2 separate regions of the Homo sapiens genome follow, and region 1 is linked to region 2. Evidence: read pairs that join two places in POLR2A ChIA-PET (ENCODE). Cell type or tissue: MCF 10A. All regions are shown on one strand. Each heading gives the region's core, and the rest is flanking DNA. Links, peaks and the distances in the headings are about the cores only. Region 1 holds the start of CDC16 (cell division cycle 16). Region 2 overlaps RASA3 (RAS p21 protein activator 3).

Region 1 (5,328 bases), core at 329-5,328, 250 kb after region 2:
GGGCATTCGTATGAAGATACCTGAAAATGCGGAAATAACTTTGGAACTGGGTAATGGGCAGAGGTTGGAAAAATGTGGGGGGCTCAGAAGAAGACAAGAAGATGGGGGAAAATTTGGAACTTCCTAGAGACTTTTAAATTGTTGTGACCCAAATGCTGATAGTGATATGGAGAGATGGGCAGGCTGATAAGGTCTCAGATAGAGATGAGAAACTTACTAGGAACTGAAGCAAAGGTCACTTTTGCTGTGCATTAGCAAAGAACCTGGCAGCATTGTGCCCCTGCTCTAGGGATCTCTGGAACTTTGAACTTGAGAGTGATGAGTTAGGGTATCTGGCAGAGGACTCCTGAAAGTGATTTCTGTTAAATCTCGCCCTGGCAATATTAATTACAAATTTACCTTCCAGGTACAAAACAAGGACAAGATGAGATTAGTCACTCTTCTGCCTACCCTGATATGGGCTACATAACTCTTTCCTCTACTCCCTCTTGTCAGATGTTTGCCTCATCTTATGTAAATTGTTGGTTTACTGAGCACTAATCAGAGCATCACTGTGGACCCCTCCCTTTTTTTCCTCCTGCTTGCCGTCTCCTCCTAAACACCCAGTCCCCATAACCCTATTTGGATGGCACAGTTGATGCTTCTGTGGCTTGCGTTTTTCCCGGGCCCATCATCAGACTTCTACTGATGGAGACATTTGCCTCAGTCACTCATTTTTGGTTAACTAGGAATCTCATTAAATGGATAGAAGTCGTTGAAAATATGGCTTAAAACACACCTCACCACATGCCTGCCCCAAGTTAATGAGCAGAGTTGATTACTGCCTGCTTGCAGAAGTGGGAAAGGAGGAGGAAAAGGAAATATACAGGGGGACAAATTTTTAAACACAACTTCAAAATATTACCCAGTCATATATGTATACACACACATAGAAAATTACACGGCAGATTACTTACAGTAGCGTGAGAGAATTTTTGAGTGGGTGGGATTCTTTACAGCAAGTTTTTTTTTTTTTGCTTCTTTGAATTTTTTTTACTCTTTTAGGTTTTTATATTTATAAAAGTTATATTTACTTTTTAAAAGTGTCAACCTTAATATTGAGATTCAGAAATATGATTACATATAGTGTGTATTTGAGCACAGAGCCTGAGAATGGCCACCTGGACAAATGGGGTCAGCCTTTCCAAGTGGAGCTCAGGTCTCTCTTACCAGGCGGAGACAGAAGCTCCAGCAGGATCACCACAGTTCTCATATGAGACCAGGGGCACACGCCGCAGCGGTTCCATTGGTTAGGGATCTCTGTATTTGAAGGAAGATTGCGTTATAACTCCATGAGGAGGGGTAGTGATCTGAGGGGGTCTTATCTCCGGTGCCATTTGGTCTTTATTGTTTACAGGGAAAAAGGCAGAAGTTACAGCTGGGTGTGGCATGACCTAGGCCGCGTAGCCACATTCCCCTCAAGGCTCAGGTAATTCAAAGTTCCAACAGCTTCAAGTTTAAATTATTTTAAGTTTGAATGATTTAATTTCACAAAAGGTAATATATGCACATTGACTGAAATTCAAAAGCACAAAAAGATATCCAAGGAAGTACCTCTCCCACTTCTACCATCTCTCATCTTCCAGCACTCCTTCCAGAGGCCTTGCGCTATGCCGGTTTTCTCATTTTTCCTTCCTGGGACAGTTTAGGGATTTTTCTACCTATCATTAAATTCGTATTTTACTCAAATGCAGGCATACGATAAACACGATCCTATACTTGCTTTTTCCCACATACTATATCTTGAAGATCGTTCAATGTCCATGCAAAGCTGACTGTTCTTTTGAACAGCCAGCGAGTATTCCATTACGTGAGCGTATCATGACCTATTTACTCAGTTCCATACTTCATGGGTGTTTAAATTGTCTGCAATCTTTTGCTATTACAAACGAAACCACAGGTCATTTTGCACACATGCAAAAATGCAAATCCATGGTATATTTCCCAAAATAAAAATCATTAGGTTTAACAGCACGAACACCTTTAAATTTGGAAGATATTCCAATTCGTTCATCCTAGAGAGTATACCAATACCACTCACAAAACTTGAGGGTGCCTGCTTCCCGACATTCCTGCTAGCAGTGTCATCAACCTTTGTGATCTTTGTTAACATATGAAAAGTGGTACTCTAATTTTAATTTTTATTATGAATTAAGTTGGACTTTCTTTCGTATGTTAAAGTCTATTTGCATTTCTTTCCCTGTGAACTGTTTTTTGCCTGTCTTTCTCCTGAGCCATTGGTCTCTTCCCACTGACTTATTACATATATGTAAAGGGAATATTGGCTCTACATTATAAGGAAATTCGAATTTTGTGATAGGTTTCAAATTTTTCCCTAGGTTGTCTTTGACTTCATTTGCTGTTTGTGCACACAATTTTTTTTTTTTGTAATGAGAGTGCGTTGCTCTTATTTTTAAAATGTTGACTACATTCTGGGGAAAGAAGGCTCAGCAGCCACCTGCTTTTTTGCCCGGGTGGGTGGTCCGGCCCCGAGCCCTCCTGACTCTCTCGCCAATGCCCAGAGGCGCCGCAGCGATTCCAGGGAGGCCGCGCTCTCGCCCCAAGGCAACCAGAAGCCCACGTGCCAGGAGAGGCATCGGAACCAACAACTCGGGTCCGTTTTCCCGCGCCAGATGGGATTCGTTTGCTGTGGACTTCCGGGGCGGGGCCTGCCTGGAGCGGAAGAGCCTGGGCAGTGCACGGGGCCTGGGTGGGGGGTGCGGGTGTGGGTGGGGACCTGCGGCCTTCGAGTCCGCGGCCTTCGAGTCCTGGGGCGGCGGCGGCGGCTGCAGGCACGGGCACGGGCACGGGGCGGGGTGCTTAGGGTGCAGGAGGCGCGCGCCTAGCGGCGGAGTGTGGCGTGAGGCCGGGCCCGCGCCGCCATGAACCTAGAGCGGCTGCGGAAGCGCGTCCGGCAGTACCTCGACCAGGTGGGCGGCCCCGACTCGGGGTGCGGGGCCCAGGCCTCGCCGGGTCTTTTTCCGCGCGGCGTGGGGCTGGGGTGACTGTTGTCGGGGCTCTTGGTGGGGAAGGACTGGGCCGGCCCTGGGCCTTCATCTGGGGCCAGCAGCGCTGTCTCCGCCTCGCCCAGAAGGGAGCGGTCCCTGCAGCTGGGAGGGGCACAGCCCGGGGAGTGGAGGCCCCCGAGCGCACGGGGCGCCTCAGTCGGGTCTGAGCCTCGTTCTGCACCTGGCGCGGAGGAGGTGCCCAGGAAACACTGACTACTCAGTGCAAGTTGAAGGACAATTTTTGGAGGAAAGTTGCAGGGCTAGCTAATAAAACATTTTTGAGAGGTTTAGTTGTAATTTTTACTGGGCTGAATTTAAGTGAATAAAGATGTGAAGAAGCCTGTTGTCTCAAATCAATACTTTAAAAATTCTCGTTAACTATGTCTGTGTTCTCTGCACTACCTTTGAATAGCAGAGAGCGTTTAAGGCAAGAAGTGTCTTCGAGAATCAGCAGCATCAGTTTTATCTATATTGTTGTTTATTTTTTGTTGAAATGCTTGCTCTTTCAGGAAATTGGAAAGAAAGGGAAAGAAAAGCCATGGTAATGCAGAGTTTTCGGAATTGGGTGCTAACTGACGTGGCCAAATGTTTGCAGTCCATTTGGAGGGCTGTGTTTTTATTTACCATGAGTCAGTTGAATTCAGTGTTTTCTGATCACTTTTTCTTCGGTACGGAGACGTAGTGAGGAATATGACAGGCCCGGTTTCCAGCCAGAGACACCGGTATTGAGCATATTTATAACTATCCCGTTGGCATTCCTCCTGCCTCGGGCTAGCAGCAGTGGTCCTGGCTTGTCTCCAGGGGAACTGAGGCAGAGACTGTAGAAGACTGAGGACTGAGGAGCAGAACAGGGTCTAAAGCTAGCCGTAGGTCACTGTGGGTGGCCCTCATTGTCGGCTCCTTCATTTTTGTTAGACTTGGAGGAGGTGAGTTCTTCCCCATGTTCAGTGAAGCTTAGTTAATTTATGTGTGTGTGTTTTTAAACTTGAGTGTTATTAAAACTGCCACTGTGTTATATAAGGTATTTGAGTATAGTGTTCTGTCTTCTAAATTTCACTTTGGGATTCATTAACAGCTCGTTGAAAGTGTTATATAAATCACACATGAATTGTTAATGACTAGCTTTTGCTGTTTCACTTGCATTTCACTTGTATGTTTCACGATACATTTTTACAGTGTATGAGTTTTAAAAAATTACCTTCATAAGTTGCATATACAAAGATATTACAGGAATGTTTGTATTGCGACACTGAACTAAAATTTACCCTACGTGAGATGTAAGATAGAGATGTAACAAATTGTTGTCTTGAGATGAAGATTTATTACATAGAATTATATTAATATATTACATAGAATTATAATAATATTAGATAACTGTTTAAGACTATTAAAATAACAGGGCAGTTACCACCTTTTTTTTTTTTTGGTATGCAGCAACAGTATCAAAGTGCTCTATTTTGGGCAGATAAAGTAGCTTCACTCTCTCGTGGTAAGTGACAAAATGCTAACTGGTTTTCTGATTAATCTTAAAATTCGTTTTCTATTTCACCTTGTACCTCTGACCACTTATGTGAATTTTTCCCTCCAGAAGAACCCCAGGACATCTATTGGTTGGCTCAGTGTCTTTACCTGACAGCACAATATCACAGAGCCGCCCATGCACTTCGGTCACGAAAACTGGACAAAGTAAGTGATGGTATGAACTTTAAAGCTCTTCAGAGCTTTAAAAAAAATGTCATTAGTGGCCGGGCGCGGTGGCTTACACCTGTAATCCCAGCGCTTTGGAAAGCCAAGGCAGGTGGATCATGAGGTCAGGAGCTCAAGACCAAGATGGTGAAACCCCATCTCCGCTAAAAATACAAAAATTAGCCGGACGTGGTGGCAGGCGCCTGTAATCCCAGCTACTCGGGAGGCTGAGGCAGAGAATTACTTGAACCTGGGAGGTGGAGGTTGCAGTGAGCTGAGTTCGTGCATTGCACTCCAGCCTGGACAACAGAGCAAGACTCTGTCTCAAAAAAAAAAAAAGTCATTAGGGTTTTAGGTGTATATTCCATTTCTGTTGAAATTATTTAACTTGATGCAATTTTTCTTTGTTTTTGTTTTTTTGAGGTCTCTCTGTGTCACCCAGGAGTGCAGTGGGATGATCGTGGCTCACTATAACCTCAGACTCCTGAGTTCAAGTGATCCTTCTGCCTCAGCCTCCCTAATAGCTGGGACTACAGGTGCATGCCACCACACCCAGCTAATTTTTAAATTTTTTTGGTAGAGACAGAGCCTCACT
Region 2 (5,375 bases), core at 144-5,143:
CAGCCCACACTTCCTGATCCTTCAGCTGATCCCCAGATCCCCACAAACAAGGAGCAAAAAGCACAGAATCAAATGACGACACGTTCCACAGGGCCAGGTGGGCTTTCTGCGGAGGGCGTGGCGGTGGTGGCAGCGGTTCTGGGAGAGGGAAACCCCAGCGCCACTTGTCTATGGGCCGGGACGGCGTGCATCTCACTTTGCCGGCTCTGCGCTCTTCCTTCTCTTCTCCCTCCCAAAGGCTGCGGCTTTGCATGGGCAGCTTGCTGGCGCCACTGGGCGCGTCCCGCAGACTTTAAATGGAATGAGTGGAGGTCTCGGACTGCTGCCGGATGTAGTTCTGGAAGCTCTTGTCTCCGATGGGGTGCTCCCTGAAAAGGGGGATGGGAGAGGGAATGAGGCACAGACCCCGTTGCCTGGTGCTCACCCGTGGCTGCGGGAGCTTTTCCTGTTCCTAAATGTGACACACTCACACTGCAATCCACACAAAAAATAGAGGAGCCAAAGGAACCACAGTGCCCCCGGAAGCACCCACGGTGACTCTGATGTGTGTGCACAGGTGGGTCAGGCGTGCAAGTACATGTGCACGTGTGCTCTCCCTGTGGCACGTGTGTAGCGCATATACATGTGCAGATGTGGAATATGTAGAGTGTATGGCACGTGTGCAGAATGTGCACATCTGCACTGCAAAGAGTGTGCTCATGTGTGGGGAGCATGAGCTCCAGGGACACAGATCTGTCCCAGTGCTGGGACACTCAGCAGGCGTGGGCACCTCCTCCCCACATGCACACCTCCCTCATACCATGTGTGTGCACCTCCTGCCATGTGTGTCCACTACCTCCATGTGTGTGCACCTCCTCCTACGTGCCTACCACCTCCATGTGTGCATCTCCTCCCACGTGTGTGCACCTCCTTCCACGTGTACCTCCTCCCATGTGTGTGCACCCCTCCGTGTGTACACCTCCCACGTGTGCACCTGTGTGTGCACCTCTGTGTGCCTCCTGTGTGCACCTCCTCCCATGTGTGTGCACCACCTCCCACGTGTGTGCACCCCTCTCGCATGTGTGCACCTCCTCTGTGTGTACCTCCTGCCACGTGTGTGCACACCTCCTCCCACGTGTGTGCACCTCCTCCCACGTGTGTGCACCACCTCCTCCCATGTGTGTGCACCTCCTGCTGTGTGCGCCTCCTCCATGTGTGCCTTCTCCCACATGTGCGCACCTCCTCCCACGTGTGCACCTTCTGCCATGTATGTGCACCTCCTCCGTCTGTGCCTTCTCCCACATGTGTGCACCTCCTGCCATGTGTGTGCGCCTCCTCCGTGTGTGTGCCTCCTCCCACGTGTGCACCACCTCCTCCCACGTGTTCACCTCCTCCGTGTGTGCACCTCCTGCCATGTGTGTGCACCTCCACCCATGTGTGTGCACCTCCTGCCATGTGTGTGCATCTTGTACCATGTGTGCCTCGTGTGCGCCTTCTACTACAACAAACAGCATCATGCTTCGCGCATTTTCAACCTGCTGGCTTTTGGCCATGAGGTTGATGGACCTGCTGATATCAACGAGGCAACATATTTGGAAGGCAAATGGGGCTGTCTCCCCAGAAGGGTGTCGAGAGGGATCTGATATGATGATGTCAGAGGTGAAGTCACAGCACTCAGGAGGTGTTGCAGGCTCAGTCCCCTGAGCAACTCGGTCCAAGTCCGGGCCACAGGGACCTGTCACTCTCCTGGAGCCTCACCACTGCCCTTCCCAGACCAGACCCGCATGGTGGAAGGAAGGAGGGGTTAAGAAGGAAGGAAGGGAAGGAGGGAGAAGAAGGGTGGAGGAGGAGAGAGGGAGGATCGAAGGGAGGGAGGACCAAAGAGAGGAGTGAGCAGGAGGATGGAAGTGAGGAGGAGGCTGTACAGCTACACAGGGCTCTAGGGCTTACCCGCCCCTGAATGAGCCCGTGTGGGGGCTTCTGCCATGGTGGACCTGGGTACCCACTGGATGGAGAGAGTGACACAGACACATCTGCTCACTCCAGGCTAAGAGCCAGCCTAGCACTTTACATAGTTTAAGTCAATCTTCCAGCAACTCATGAGGGTCTTACAACCCTCTGTTCCATGGAGTGAGGGGGAGTGGAGCTTAGCTAAGCGCCACCTAGCCTGCAGCTGGTGACTAAGCTGAACGTACTCAACCTCGCCACACCTGCCTCATGAGACAAGAGTGGGTTTCGTCCAGAGCTGGCCCTGCTCCCGGGCACCATGGGTGGCCTGGAGAGATGCCAGAGGGTGTGCCACTGAACCAAGGCAGAACAAGACCTGGGCCTAGAGACTGCCAGAGCACGTGACACCAGTATAGCAGAGAGGCTGGGAGGAAGCAGGTCAGGGAGGCAGCCCGGACGCTGGCTGGGGGCCTGGAGAGCAAAGGCAGCACCTGCTCTGAAGGAGGGACCAGCAGCGCCGGGCCACGTCCACTGACTACCGCCAGGTGCCAGCCCGGTGCAAGTGGGACTCTCCTCCCAGGCGGACACCTGAGCACGGGCGGCCCCACCCGGGAGCTCCCTGCAGCCCCACCCCCACTGCAATCTCCCGCCCACTACACTGGCCGTCCAGGGCAGGCACGGGAGTGGCACTCACTGGCTTCCATATTTCGTCTTCTTGAACTTGTCCCTCTTATACTGGGCGTGCTCCTGCTCCAAAGCCCCAACCCCAGCGATGACTTGCTTTAGCGTCTTGTAGGTCTCCTGGGGGTCGTCAATGACGAACGTCGAATACTCCTCCTGCTCCGGGCCGTCATACACAGATTTGCTCCCACAGGCCTCTGTGGAGGGCGGAGGGGTCAGCGCAGGGCAGGAGCCCAGGCCACCGGCCCCGTCTCCACACAGCTGCGTCGCTGCAGGCCCCACCCACAGTACACATCCTTCCAACGCAAGCTCCTCCAGAAAGGGCTGACCACCACTCGTAAACGCAGACGGAGATAGAAACCATTCCCGCAGGTAGGCGAGTTGTGCCCACACTGAGCCCAGGGAAAGCCCATTGGGAGCTGGATGCTGAGCAACCTCATTCACCTCTGAGGGCTCTGCTGCCCCTAGCTCCCAGCCTTGTCACCAATCAGCCATTCTCACAGGGGGATGTGCACATCTCTGCACGCCCCACCAGCCCGCCCAGCCAGAACCAGGAGGAGAGACACCTGCAGCTGGACGCTGGGCTGGCTCATGGGCCCTGGGGCAGCCCTGAAGAGTCAGCTGAGGGAGTGAGCACGATGGGGTTCAGCACATTTCACACCCAGCTGCCACTGAGCATGTCCAGCCAGGACAGGCCTAGCCCAGGGCTGGCCGAGCACAGGGCGGACACCAGTCTGTGCCGCAGCTTCTAAAGACCACTGCCCCGGACCCCACCTACGCACCGGGGCCACCTTCCTAATCGGACCACATCACTCCTGCTGAAGGCCATTCTGGTGCCTCGCCCCTAGCGGACAGCCATGGAACCCTTGAGCCAGGGCAGGGCCCTGTGCCACCTGAGTCCAAACACCTGAACCAGGTACACGTCTCTGCCTCACTGCTCACAGCGCCTGGGCACGCACTCCCGGAGCCAGCACCGATGCCCTGCAGCTGTGTCCATCTGGATGGAATGAATGTTTGTGCCCCCAAATCTGTGGGTTGAAATCCTAACTCTCAAGGGATGGCATCAGGAGATGAGGCCTTTGGGAGGTGACAAGGCGTGAGGGTGGAACCCTTGTGCAGGGGATGGGCGTCCCTATAGAAGACACCAAGGAAGCTGGCTTGCCTCTTCCACATGTGAGGACACAATGAGACACTGGCGGGCTGCAGCCCAGAAGAGGACCCGCAGTTAAACCAGCACTGCTACGCCCGGATCTCAAGCTTCTCAGGCCTTCAATCTGGGAAGTGAATTCCTGCTGTCTGTAACCACCCAGCCTATGGTACAATTTTTACGGCAGCCCAAACTCACCAAGAACTTGGTACTGAGAAGTGGCTGCTGCTGTACCTTCAAATGTGGACTGGCTTTGGAACTGGGTGCTGGGCGAAGGCTGAAGGGGTTTGGGGGTGCAGAGCGGAAAAGGCATGGCTGCCATGAATGTCCTTAAAGGACAATGCTGGGGGCTCGGGAGAGGAGAGCTGCAGAGAAGTCCTGTCTTAGGGGATATCTAAGTAACCCTGAACAGAATGGTGGCATGAGCATGGGTGGCAAGGCTGTTCTAACAACATCTCAGACAGAAAGGACGGCCATGCTACTGGACCGTGGAGAAAAAGCCATCCTCGTGACAAAGTGGACCTGTGTTCATGCCCTCGTGTTCTGGGAGGGTGGAACTCGCGAGTGATGACATCAGACACGTAATTGAGGAGATTTCTAAGCAAAATGCTGTGGGAGCGGCTTGGTTCCTCCTGACCGCTGACAGCAAAATGTGGGGAGAGAGATGATTTGAAGGTGGAATTGTTGAGCAAAAAGGAACCAGAACTCAAAGGCTGGTTGAGTTAAAAGATTTGAGAATTAAAATTCCAGCCTACCCATATCTCAAAAAAAATGAGACAGCATGTTTGGAAGAGACCATTAAGCAGGTGGCTGTGTGGCTATCTGATAAGGAGACAAGTGTGGGGCTGAGCCTTGGACTTGACCAACCATCTCAGCAACAGCCGGGAGCAGAGAAGGAACCGCACCAGCAGAGGCACTGCCAGAAGAAACCAGGAAACAGAGAAAACAGGATGAAATGAAGGCAGGCTGCGGTGTCTTAAGCCCTACAAGCCAGGCCATAGAGCTATTCAGCTGTGAACATGTGCCATTCTTCAAGACGAGGGAAGAAGGACCCTGAAGCGGGTAGGGCCATCAGAATGCCACTCTCACCCAGAATGAGTCCATGGACCATGTATCAGATGCAAAATTCTCAGCTGGAATATTGATTAAAAAATAAAACTGGCAATAACTAGAAAAAAAATCGCAATAAGGAATCTGTCCACCCAGCCATCACTCACCCATCCGTCCATCCACCCATCTGTCCATCTACCCATTACTCACCCATCCATCCCTCCACCCATCACTCACCCATCCATCCATCCACCCATGACTCACCCATCTGTCGATCCACCCATCATCACTCACTCCTCGGTCCATCCACCCATCACTCACCCCTCAGTCCATCCATCACTCACCCATCTGTCCATCCATCACTCACCCATCTGTCCATCCATCCATTACTCACCCATCTGTCCATCCACCCATCACTCATCCCTCGGTCCATCCACCCATCACTCACCCTATCCATCCACCCATCACTCACCCATCCGTCCACCTACCCATCACTCACCCATCCGTCCACCCATTCATCACTCACCCATCTGTCAATCCACCCATCACTCACCCCTTTGTCCATGAACTC

Evidence for each region. Peaks named below come from ENCODE experiments on the same cell type or tissue, not always from the same donor. Only the 100,000 strongest peaks of a DNase experiment are listed, where the experiment ranks them.
Region 1: POLR2A ChIA-PET joins it to region 2 with 6 read pairs; 1 of 35 experiments calls an interaction of 5 or more read pairs at or near these places.

The regions. Positions count from the first base shown.
Region 1 is chr13:114,232,164-114,237,491 of GRCh38, forward strand. CDC16 (cell division cycle 16) reads left to right here and starts at 2,734. Exons shown (of 18, transcript NM_001078645.3): 1 at 2,734-2,969; 2 at 4,482-4,536; 3 at 4,636-4,733. The coding sequence starts at 2,922. RefSeq lists an enhancer at 2,533-2,582 and a silencer at 2,693-3,052. In MCF 10A, for the core only: no CTCF peak of the experiment used is centred there; a DNase peak (open chromatin) is centred at 2,708.
Region 2 is chr13:113,979,055-113,984,429 of GRCh38, forward strand. RASA3 (RAS p21 protein activator 3) reads right to left here. Exons shown (of 24, transcript NM_007368.4): 23 at 2,621-2,804; 24 at 1-368. The coding sequence ends at 293. Among named protein-coding and RNA genes, the nearest start is that of C13orf46, 7.7 kb to the left of the region's middle. RefSeq lists an enhancer at 1-334. In MCF 10A, for the core only: no CTCF peak of the experiment used is centred there; a DNase peak (open chromatin) is centred at 2,257.